Regions from separate parts of the Homo sapiens genome. Here region 2 is linked to region 1. The links are chromatin contacts, found by Hi-C in ENCODE. All regions are on one chromosome and are shown on one strand. The core of a region is the stretch at or near the end of the contact, and the rest is flanking DNA. Distances in the headings are between cores, read along the strand shown.

The links. A loop is a pair of places that touch in the nucleus more often than their neighbours do. Pooled maps may share reads with other maps.
Region 2: a map of PC-9 shows a loop between it and region 1 (6-fold over the local background). The contact joins the promoter of HPS1 here to the enhancer-like site in region 1. A Hi-C loop is called at or near these places in 2 of 168 maps with a recorded cell type or tissue (PC-9 and ascending aorta) and 6 of 50 pooled maps.

The regions. Positions count from the first base shown.
Region 1 is chr10:98,306,390-98,312,189 of GRCh38, forward strand. No RefSeq gene overlaps it. Among named protein-coding and RNA genes, the nearest start is that of LOXL4, 41 kb to the left of the region's middle. Within about 2 kb of position 2,928, at least 3 of the 41 ENCODE cell types and tissues checked have a DNase peak (open chromatin) inside an H3K27ac peak, as active enhancers do.
Region 2 is chr10:98,444,839-98,450,516 of GRCh38, forward strand. It overlaps HPS1 (HPS1 biogenesis of lysosomal organelles complex 3 subunit 1), which reads right to left and starts at 2,097. Exons shown (of 20, transcript NM_000195.5): 1 at 1,969-2,097; 2 at 462-566. It overlaps HPS1-AS1 (HPS1 antisense RNA 1), which reads left to right and starts at 1,483. Exons shown (of 3, transcript NR_134454.1): 1 at 1,483-1,919. RefSeq lists a silencer at 1,915-2,264.

The DNA.
Region 1 (5,800 bases), core at 1,678-4,177:
ATCTCAACATGAGATTTCACGGGCACATATATTCAAATTAAATCAGTGGGTAAATTAAGTTCAGAGAGGCTAACTTGCCCAAGCCACACAGCTAGTAAGTGGCTAGTCCAGGATTCAAACATGGGTGTGTTTATCTCCAAAGCCCAAGCTTGGGTGTGTTTATCTCTAAGGCTCAAGCTTGTTCCACCACACTGTCATTCCTGGAGACAGAGATGATCTATTACTAGAAGTAAACAGATGGATAATCTCACATATTCTTACTTGGGAATTGTATCAGTCAGGATAGGCTTGGTTAAGATACAGTAACAAACAGCCCCCAATCTCAGTGGCTTAAAAACCACGGTTTTCTTTCTTACTCAGTCGACATGTCCATGACAGCTCAATAAGAGAGCTGTGTTCATCACAGCAGCTCAGGGATCTGGGCTGCAGGAAGAGCCACGATTTGTAATGTTGCCAATCACCATGCCAGAGGGAAGAGGAGCTCTGGAGGGCCCAGAACCTTCCACTCACGAGTCACTGGACATAAGTAGCCACGCAAACTTGATCCACCACAGGGGCCCCAAAAAGTACAAATCTGCCACGAACCCAGAAAGAGGAAAACCAGAAAGATTTAGAGAACAACCCTAATAAACTTTTAAAAACCATTTTGTATTTTTTGTGGTATGAAATAGAGTGATTTTTAAATGTAATAGTTTCATTTTAGATCAGTATATTATGATCAATTATATTTTAAGGTATATTTTAATCACTCTTTAATTATAACCATAATGTATAGAGACGAATTTGGGCATTTTCATCACTGAGGAGGTGATAAATGCTATTTAATTTAATCATGCAAAAAAGTGATTTGTTGACAAATTTTAATTTGATATATGTTTCATTTGAGGACCAAATGTATTTTAAAATGAATGTTGTAATTATAACTTGCAGCATAACAATGTTTTTTAGGACCTCATATTTGAACTTAATGAAAATTTTGTATTTCAAAAAGCAAGATTTTTTTTTTTTGATGTAAAGGATTTTCTCCCACTGGATATTGAGATTAAGGGTATGAAACCACTATTTTTTTGTTTTGTTTTGTTTTGATTTGAGACAGAGTCTCACTGTGTCCCAGGTTGGAGTGCAGTGGCGTGATCTTGGCTCACTGCAACCTCTGCCTCCTAGGTTCAAGCGATTCTTGTGCCCCAGCTTCCTGAGTAGCCGGGATTACAGGCGCATGCCACCACACCCAACTAATTTTTGTATTTTTAGTAGAGATGGGGTTTCACCATGTTGGCCAGGCTGGTCTCGAACTCCTGACCTCAGGTGATCCACCCACCGTGGCCTCCCAAAGTGTTGGGATTACAGGCGTGAGCCACCTCGCCAGGTCAGAAACTGCTATTTGTTAGCACTTCTCAAAAATACATTACAGGACTGGATCATCTTTATTCTTAATAAATAAAAATGCCAAATTGGCCATAATTGTCAGTGTGTTTTCTCTTTTTAGCATTGGTTTATGGGGTACTAGAAACATTTTTAGAATTATTCTATTTTTTATGTTCCTTATTAACTTGATAGTGTATTTCCTTCTCAGTGTTCCTTATGCTTCTTGTCTTAAACCAATGGTCCATCCATCCTGGGTGTAAATTAAACTGAGTATGACTAAACATAAAAAGAATTTAATGCTGCATGATAGTGAAACCCACCAGGATGGTTAGTGGTGTTCGGCTGAGTGCTGAGCCAACGGCCTGGAGACTGAGTCACAGCCAAATTGATCTCCACTCCCAGGGAAGGTGTGCTCTCCTGGCATGCCTTCAGAGCACTCACGCCCTTCCATTTAGAAAAGTAACTATTTTATTATTGATTTAGAAAATAAATGAAACATACTATCATTGCCTTGAAGCACGCAGATGCTTGCAATATCTTCAGGAGCCCGTGAGGATCACAAATAGCACACTGGGAAATGTTTCACCACGCCAGCTTCCACCGACTGTAGGCGCCTGGGGGTACATCGGAACTCAGCCATCTCTGCAGGTGACAGCCTCGTGGTGCCCAGCCCAGTGGGTTTTGCATAGGCTTAGATGCTTGCTATTTGTAGATTGTTGCTGATATTGCTTGATATTTGGAAGGGCAAAGAAAAAAAGGAGGGAAAGACCGACTACCTCCTCTTGAGTATATTCTGCTTCCCAGTATACAAGGGGGTTGACTGCACTGCCCAGGTCTGGATCATGTCTACACAGCCCGAGGAATGAGAGGTGGTGGTTGGCAAGATGCAGCCAGGGCCGGAAAGAGATGCAGAGATCCCCCAGGAACCAGTGTGTGAACTCTCTGGCCGTGTCCTCCCCCTGCCATGAAGAGCCGAGATAATGAAGATAGAACAAGCTCAGAGCAGGGCAGAGAAGCCATCCAGGAGACATGACTTACGGGAGGAGAGTTTAATTGGTTTAGCCTAAAAAGCCCATTACGCTCTCTGGTGGACACGGTAATGCTATAAATATCCACAAGGTGACAACAAGGGAGAGAGGATGGGTCTGTCTCGCTGATAGACTGTTAAGACCGGCGGCGCAGGGGGAGGCAGGCCCTGCTGGGGGCTTGAGCTCATTTCAGGGGCTTGGAGATGTTTTTACAGTGAGAATCCTTTGTTCAAATGAAAGCATACATGGAACTCTGTAACATGAAACAGATGGATAGCTAAGCTTCTCTAGCAGAAGCAAAGGTCATTCTTTGCCCCAACTCCTGCAGATACCTCACCTCACCCTCCCTGCAGCGCCCCGGCATCTCCTCTAGGCTCAGTTGGAAAACCTGTAGGTGAGCTACTCAGAGGCCCCCAGCTCTGACAGTCCTTGCTGGGGAGTGGCCGTGTCTAAGCAGGAGGTGAGGGTGAGGCACCCGAAAAGACAGTCTGTGGGGATGCAGCTTAAAGCAGGGCCCCTGTGTGGAAAGGGGTTTTTGCTGCCAAGAGATCCTGGGAGTGGTGAGACAGTACCCATCAAGCCTCGGGAAGGACTGAGCTCGTTAAATCACAAGTCGTATCTCACTGGCAGCTGCAGTCTTGGGAGCAGGCATTGGCAATGGATTGTGAGCAAGCGCATGCCTGTGGGGTCTCTCACATGGTCGGGAGGGGAGCTCAGCTTTCAGGGAGCATCTCAGAGTGTGCAGATGGGAGGGTGTTAGGGAAAAGGAGGCAGGGTGATGAGCACGGCGGCAGTCCCGGACCCGGAGTGTGGAGGCTGAGCTCCAATCCCTGCTCTCTGTAAATCTGCCATGTGACCTTGGGTTGTTTGGCTCTCAATTTCCTGATCTGAAACACAAGGTTGGATAAGAAGAGGGAGTGGGATGGAGGCGTAAGCTGCGGCCGCCCGTTCCCAGCCCTCTTCCGCCCTCTTATGGCCACCCCTGAACCAGCCTTTGCTAGGCGGCTTCCCAGGGCCTCCAGGGCCTGCGAGCCCAGTCTGGGAAAACTGGGCTTGGCAATGACCCTGGCAAGGGCATCCCAGGCCGTGGCTCCTGGATGAGAGAGACAGAATCAAATCTGCCCTGGGGGGAGGGGAACTGGGAGAGCTCCTTTGCCAAGGGACCACACTTGGGGGCCACCCTTGAACCTCTTTCTAACAAGGAACAAAGGCAGCTCCACGAGTGACTCCTCTGCTCAGAAACACAGCTCTCTGCTGCCTGGAAATCACAAAAAGACGCTGAGTGATGGGGTGCCCTTCTATGCTCTGGTTCCCTCCCAGTTTCTTTCCTCCCAATTTCCCTCCTCATCTTCTATGCCTCTATTTAGCCCTCAGGACGTGACAGTTCCCAGATCTCTGCTGGATGCCTCCCTTTATCTGAAATGCTGGTTCCAGCCTCCAGCACTCCCCCTAACAGGGAACAGGTACTCACTCCCTCCTCCCTGTGAGACACAATTAACAGTGACATACAATTTTTTAATGTGAAAATCAACCACCAAGCAGGCCAGGCATGGTGGCTCACGCCTGTAATCCCAGTACTTTGGGAGGCTGAGGTGGGAGGATGGCTTGAGCCCAGGAGTTCAAGACCAGCCTGGGCAAAATAGCGAGACCACATCTCAGAAAAAAAAAGAAAACCAGCCACAAAGCCTACTACTCACACCTGTTATTCCTCAGTAGGAGCCATGGTGCACCTGGCCTTTTGTTCTTGGTTTTTCATCACTGTACAATGTTTTTTTCCTGCTGATCCATAATCCTTATGGTAGTAATTTAGCAGCTGCATGATTCATCATTATACAGACTGGTGGCTGTCAGTCTGAGTCTAGGGGCTGTCCAGGTGATGGCATCCAACTTCTCCTTTCACCCCAGGAACTCTGCATTTACCTTTCTCCCAGCTTCATTGTCTTGTTATAACACACTGGGGGTTTCAGGAAAGATTTTATTTGGAAAAAAAATCTGTGGTTTAAGACACTTAAAAATCACGGAGCTAGATTAACAAATATGCACATAACCAAATGCATAACAAATATGCACATAACCAAATGCATCATTTCAAAGAATGGTTTTGCACATGCAGACTTTCCCTCTTTTAAAAGTGTCTCGCTGGCATTTTTTTTTCTCCCCTGCCTGGCGTTGTCCTTCTCTGGAGAATGCGTTTGCCTCGACCCTTCTATTAGAACAGGACTCCTGAGAGTCAGGGGCTGGGTCCTGCTCATTTCAAAGCCTGGCAAGGTGCCCCGCACACCGTGCACGCTCCCTTGTGGAACTGAATATGAAGGTGGCTCCACGGGGGAACTGGGACGTGCCTATGTTGGATGGACAAGACGTTCCAGTTCAGAATTTCTCAGCACACCAGGGAATGGCAGAGGTTCTCCAAGATAATTTTTGTTGTCAGGGTAGGGCCAAGACCACCTCCCTTGCCAGGCTCTGGGGGGACTCAGAGAGTCCTTGCCCTGGGAAGGGTTTTGTCAGGAGCACCAGATGAAACAGACCACGCTGGCCTCCCTCCAGGGTTCAGGACAGGCCTCGGCCTCGGCATTCATTGCTGGAGCCTTTCCCACATCCTCCACTGCACACTCGCTGGTCTGTGCCCATCACTGCACCTGAATGTCCTGCTGGTGAGGCACCTAGCTGAGAGAGATGTGTCCCTGGGCTCTGCTTGGAGGAATAACCCTTGGCCCATCTCCTGTGCTGTGACCCTCCACGCCTGCCCTCAAGTCATGTCCCCAGGAGGAAACTGCCAGCCAGTCCCCAGCAAGGGGGAATAGTGAATCAGAACACAAAGAGGCTTTTGGCTGGGTGCAGTGGCTCATCCCTTCCCAGCCCTTTTGGAGGCTAAGGCAGGTGGATCACTTGAGGTCAGGAGTTCGAGACCAGCATGGCCAGCATGGTGAAACCCTGTCTCTACTAAAAATACAAAAATCAGCCAGACGTGGTGGCAGGCACTTGTAATCCCAGCTACTCGGGAGGCTGAGGCAGGAGAATCGCTTGAACCCAGAAGGCGGAGGTTGCAGTGAGCTGAGATCGTGCTACTGCACTCCAGCCTGACACAAGGAGGCTTTAGCAAGCCAGCCTACACCCTCATTTATTGATAACCTAATAGGGCAACGACTGGCTCAAGGCAGGGTCTAGGGTTCCTGGTGCCTCCATCAGCATCACAGTGTTAGGTGTGGCTCCCGACCCTCTTCCTTGCATCTCTCACTGGACAGGAAACAGGAGAAAAACACCACCGGCCTAGAACTTGGGAGACTTGATTTTTGGAGATCCCCATCAGAGTGAACTCGGGAACAGCACCTGAGCCCTCTTTCTGCCTTAGTTTATTCAACTATAAAGCAAGCAAGTTGACTCTCAGGTCTCCAAGGGGCGCCCAG
Region 2 (5,678 bases), core at 847-3,346, 140 kb after region 1:
GGGAGAGGCGGGTGGACCTGAAGAGGCTGCTCTGGGACTCCCAGGTACATGTGACAAAGCTGACCAGAGTGTATGGGTTAGGGAGCAGTGGGCTATGGAATGGAGGCTGTGGTTGTGAGCGGAGAAGTGACCGGCTGGCTGGAGATGGGCAGGTCAAGGTCATGAAGGCGGTCATCTAGGTGCGGGTGTCAGGTAATGAGTGCTCACCCCTTGGTGGGGGCTGGGAGGAGCTTTAAAGATGCAGCAGGCTGTGATGACCTGCCTGGATTCGAGGGGTGAAGGAGAGATGAGGCATCAGGATGGGGGTGGCCTCAGGATGCAGGGCTGGGGAGGGGATGAGCAGGTGTGCAGAGCCCAGTAGCACTCAGTCCACTGCCTACCTCATTCCATCTGCCTCCCAAAGCCCCAGGGTGGATGCTGCCTGCCTCCCTGTCCTCCCCAGGTGGGGCAAGATCATCTACCTTGGCAAGCACAGTGGAGCATCCAGACGGCCAGAGGTTCAGAAAGGGCTGCAGCAGACCGACTCGGTGACTGGCTCATGGGAGAGCAGCACAGCATCCCTGGTCCTGCAAATGCTTAAAACAGAGAGAATATGAGGGCAGGCAGATGCCCTGGTCTTGACTGCTGCCCGTTGAGAAAGGACAAGCTGGAGAAGGGCTGCGTGGTCCCTGGTCTCTCCAGGCCCTGAGGCAGTCTGCTAAGAACATATCTGGGATCCTGCCCCTCACCTCCCATAATGGAGAATAGGAACCCGGCCAGCACAGCCCTTTGCACAGAGCAGGTGCCCACTTTTGTTCCTTCCTCCTTTGTTCCCATGAAGTGCTCTCACTTCTGCGGGTCACTCAGAGCTCCCCAAGCAGCCCCAGGGAGCTTGCTAGGAGTGACTGACGGGAGACAGCATAGCACATCCCAGGTGGTGAGGATGCAGTCCCGGTGAAGGGAGTGGGGATCCTGGGATGATACGATGAATGGAAGGAAACTAACAGGAAAGGCATCTGGGACCAGGTTCTAGTTTTGGCTTTGCCAAGTCCCATAAACCTCTCTGAGCCTCAAACTCCTGCGGAGAAACAGAGCAACATCCCCTACTCTACCTCCCTACAGGGTTAGATCATGGGAGTGACCAGGCAAGCTGCAAAGTAACCTTAGCAAACTGCGTTCTTACATAGGTGTGGGGATCATTATTCCTATTTCCCAGCTTCCCTTCTTCAAATAACAGGATTAATCAATCTGGTTCCGGAATCATTCATATTTGAATAGAGGGCAGGAACAACAGAAAACTTAATTAGGAAGTCAAGCACTGTGAGCCAGTAAGAGGCAAGTGACTACCCGCCACAGAGACTGCTGTTACGAGTTCGGCCTTTAGCAGCCGAACCCTGAGACGGGCTCCATCACCCACATGATTGGCCCGAATGCCATATTCCCGAAACAGGGGGATGCTTCCCAAAGGCTGCTGGGAAGAGAACCTCGCCGGTGTCACACTGAGACTTCCGCTTCACCTCGCTATCTTGCCCTAGAAAGGGAACTCGGAGGGGACTCACTGACGAAAGGAGCTCCAGATGGCGGGGGGCCAACCTGGGGCGACCCCCAGCGCCCACTTTCACCATCTGGACCCCAGCAAACCTCCCTGTGGCCCTTGGTCCCGTCTTCAGCAGCTCCTTCTGGGGTCCCACACCTTCGGAGCCCGGCCCTGCCCCTGAGTCTCTGGAGAGAGCGAGTCAGCAGTTCGCCGCCGCGGGGCTCCCGTTTGCCTAGCACGCCAGTTTCTGTCCAGTTTCACCCCAAATCCCCACCTCCCCCCACCCCCGAACCTCACGGCCACCCTGGGAAGGAGGCTTGACTTGTGACATCCACCCCTCTTCACGGCTGAGGAACTTTGGCCCCGAGCGAGGAAGCGACCGGCCCACGGCCACACGCCCGGAGTGGGTGAGGCTAGGAGTGGGCCCGCTCCGGGACCCCTAGGGACCCTACCTCACTTCCGGGAGGGTTGAAGGGGGGCTCCGGAGGGAGGATCGCCGCCCCCAGAGGGGACAGCCCGGAGGCCCACGTACCGGATCGCGGCGCGCACAGCGCCCCGCCTGCAGGAGCCCGGGCGCGCTTCCGGGTAGGACCGCGTGATCGCGCACGTGACCGCCCGCCCCGGGAGGGGCCGGAGCCGCCGTCGCCTTCCGCGGGTTCGAGCCCCGCCCCTGCCAGGCCTTGCCCATGCCCCATTTTACAGAAGAGGAAACGGAGGCGCAGAGAGAAGAAATAACTTGCTGAGGGTCCGAACCAGGCTCAGAACCCAGGTTTCCTGGCTCCTCAGCTGATCCCTTCTCTCCTCCCCATGCCCCGGAACCTCAGGCTTTGCCTAATGAACTGAAGTTCTGGGGCTAGAGCTGTCCTTTTGTGACTGCTCTCCCTGACCTTTGGGGAGGTGACATAGCGCACAGAAGGGCTCAGTTGCCCCCAGAGTGCCAACGCTGGAATTTATAGGAGTTCTCAATCTATTTTGGGAGTGGAGTGCACATTAGGAGTTTTGTGTTGAACCTATGTTTGCAATATTTATTTTAAAAAATCGTATGTGTATTGGGGGTGCCTGGAAGTGGAGGGGGCGCTCTGGAAGGGCCTAAATCCCCGAACAGTCCACCCCTCAGTGCCTGGGTGCCACCTGGGAGCTTTGAGCCCAGCCCAGCAAGGTATGGGTTGCAAGAACTGGCTGGGGATATAGTAGATTGAGCATCTCTTGGGGGAAAGGCAGAGGCTAAGAATCAATACTTCCACCACCTGCAGATCAAAGAGAGCATCACTCCCCCCAACCCACTACCCACCCCTTCCAGCCCACCTTAGGGCAAATTCTTCCAACTCCCCATCTACAGCACATAGCCCTGCCACACGCATCTCTTTGCTCAGCCCACCGTTGAGATCGTTCACTCACTATGCTTTCAGTGGTCGAATGAATTCCATCAAATGGATATGCTGTTATTTACTTATTCATTCCCCTACTGGTAATTTCCATTTCCCAACTGCAATGTATGAGGATTCTGATTTCTCCACATCCTCACCAATGCTTGTTATTGTTGATTTTTTTTTTTTTAAGTATAGTAACCCAGCGTGGAGTGGTGTCTTGTGATTTTATTTGCACTTCCCTGACGTTCGGCATCTTTTCATGTGCTTTTTGCCTATTTGTGTACCTTCTCTGGAGAAATGTCTATTCAAATCCTTTATCCATTTTTAAATTGTCTTTATTATTGAGTTGTAAGAGTTCTTTATATGCTCTGGTTACAAGCCCCTTATCAGATACTTGATTTGCAAAAGTTTTTTTCCCATTATGTGGCTTGTCTTTTCACTTTCTTAGTGGTATCATTTGTAGCACCAAAGTTTTACATTTTTATGTAATCCAATATAATCTATTTTTTAGTTATGTACGGGTTTTTTGTGTCAACATGTTTCTTTTTTTCAAATTTGTTTGTGGTAAAATACATATAATGTAAAATTGATCATTAAGCATTTTAAGTGTATTGTTCAGTGGTATTAACTACATTCCTAATGCTATGCAGCCATCACCACCATCCATCTCCACAGCTCTTTTCATCTTTTAAAACTGAAACTATATCCATTAAGCAATAATGCTGGCCGGGTGTGGTGGCTCACACCTGTAATCCCAACACTTTGGGAGGTCAAGGCGGGCGGATCACAAAGTCAGGAGTTTGAGGTCACCCTAGCCAACATGGTGAAACCCTGTCTCTACTAAAAATACAAAATTAGCAGGGTGTGGTGGCACACAGCTGTAGTCCCAGTGACTCAGGAGGCTGAGTCAGGAGAATTGCTGGTACCAAGGAGGCAGAGGTTGCAGTGAGCCAAGATCATGCCACTGCACTCCAGCCTGGGCAACGGAGCGAGACTCCCATCTCAAAAACAACAACAAAAACAACAACAACAACAATTCTTCATTCCTCCTCATAGCAACCACAATGTTACTTTCTGTCTCTATGAATTTGACTACTCTAAGTACCTCATATAAGTAGAATCATACAGTATTTGTCTTTTTATGACTGGCTTATTTCACTTAGCATAATATTCTCAAGGTGCATTCATGTTGTAGCATATGTGAGAATTCCTTCCTTTTTTCTTTATTTTTAAGCCTAAATAATACTCTATAGTCTGTATATACTACATTTTGCTTATCCATTTATCTGCTGATGGACAATTGGGTTACATCCATTGTGAATAAGGCCATTATGAACATGAGTGTACAAATATCTCTTTGAGACTCTGCTTTCAATTCTTTTGGGCATATACCCAGAAGAGAAACTGCTAGATCATATGGTAATTCTATTTTTAATTTTTTAAGGAACTACCATACTGTTTTCCACAGCAGCTGCATCATTTTACATTCCCAACCTGGAACAAGTGTTCCAGTTTACCCACATCTTTGTCAACACTTGCTATTTTCTATTTTCTTTAAAATTTTTATAGTAGCCATCCTAATGGGTGTGAGGTAGTTCAACATAAGTTTATATTTCTCTTAGGTAAATATCTACTCATGGGATTGCTGGGCTGTATGGTAAGTCTGTGTTTAAATTTATATTAAACTGCTGAACCATTTTCCAAAGTGGATGTACCATTTTACATTCCTTCTAGCAACACTGAGAGGTGTAATTGCTCTGTAGTCTTGTTAGCACTTGATATTGTCCTATTTTAACTTTAGCCATTCTAGTAGGTATGTGGTAGTATGTTAAGTGTTCAAATTTTGCCTATTTAAAAATTGGATTGTTTGTCTTATTATTTATTTATGTGTTTGAATTCAAGCCCTTTATTATATTTTTTTTTCCCAGTCTGTGGCTTTGTCTTTTCATTTTCTTTACAGTGACTTTTGAAGAGCAGAAATCTTTGTGCATTTTGTGTCCTATGTAAAGTCTCTGCTTAGCCAGGGTCACAGAGATTTTCTCCTGTTTTTTCTTTTTTGCAGAAATTTAATAGTCGTAGATTTTGTCTTTAGGTTCACAATCCATTTTGAGTTAATTTTTGTGTGTGATGTGAAAGAAGGTTGAGGTTTTAGTCTTTTGTGTGTGTGTGTGTGTGTGTGTGTGTGTGTGTTTTGTATATAGATGTCCAATTTTTCTAGAACCATTTGTTGAAAAAAAATATTTTCTCAGCCAGGCGTGGTGGCTCATGCCTGTAATCCCAGCACTTTGGGAGGCTCAGGAGGGCAGATCATCTGAGGTCAGGAATTGGAGACTAGCCTGGCCAACATGGTGAAACCCCATTTCTAGTAAAAATACAAAAAAATAAATTAGCTGGGCGTGGTGGCATGCACCTGTAATCCCAGCTACTCAGGAGGCTGAGGCAGGAGAATCGCTTGAACCCAGGAGGCAGAGGTTGCAGTGAGCCAAGATCGTGCCATTGCACTCCGGCTTGGGCAACAGGAGTGAAACTCCATCTCAAATAAATAAATCAATCAATCTTTTCTCCATTGGATTAATTATCATGGCACGTTGTCTCAAATCAGTTGACCATCTGTGTGTGAATCTATTTTTGGAGTCTATGTTCAATAAATTTAAAAGGAGTTTATTGATTTTCTTAGAGGCAGTTTTTGGTTGAATCAATTTTTATTGATCCTGTTTTTAAATTCATCAGTTTCTGTTCTGATAGTTACTATTTCGTGTCTTCTGTTTACTTTGGGTTTTTTTTTCTTCTAG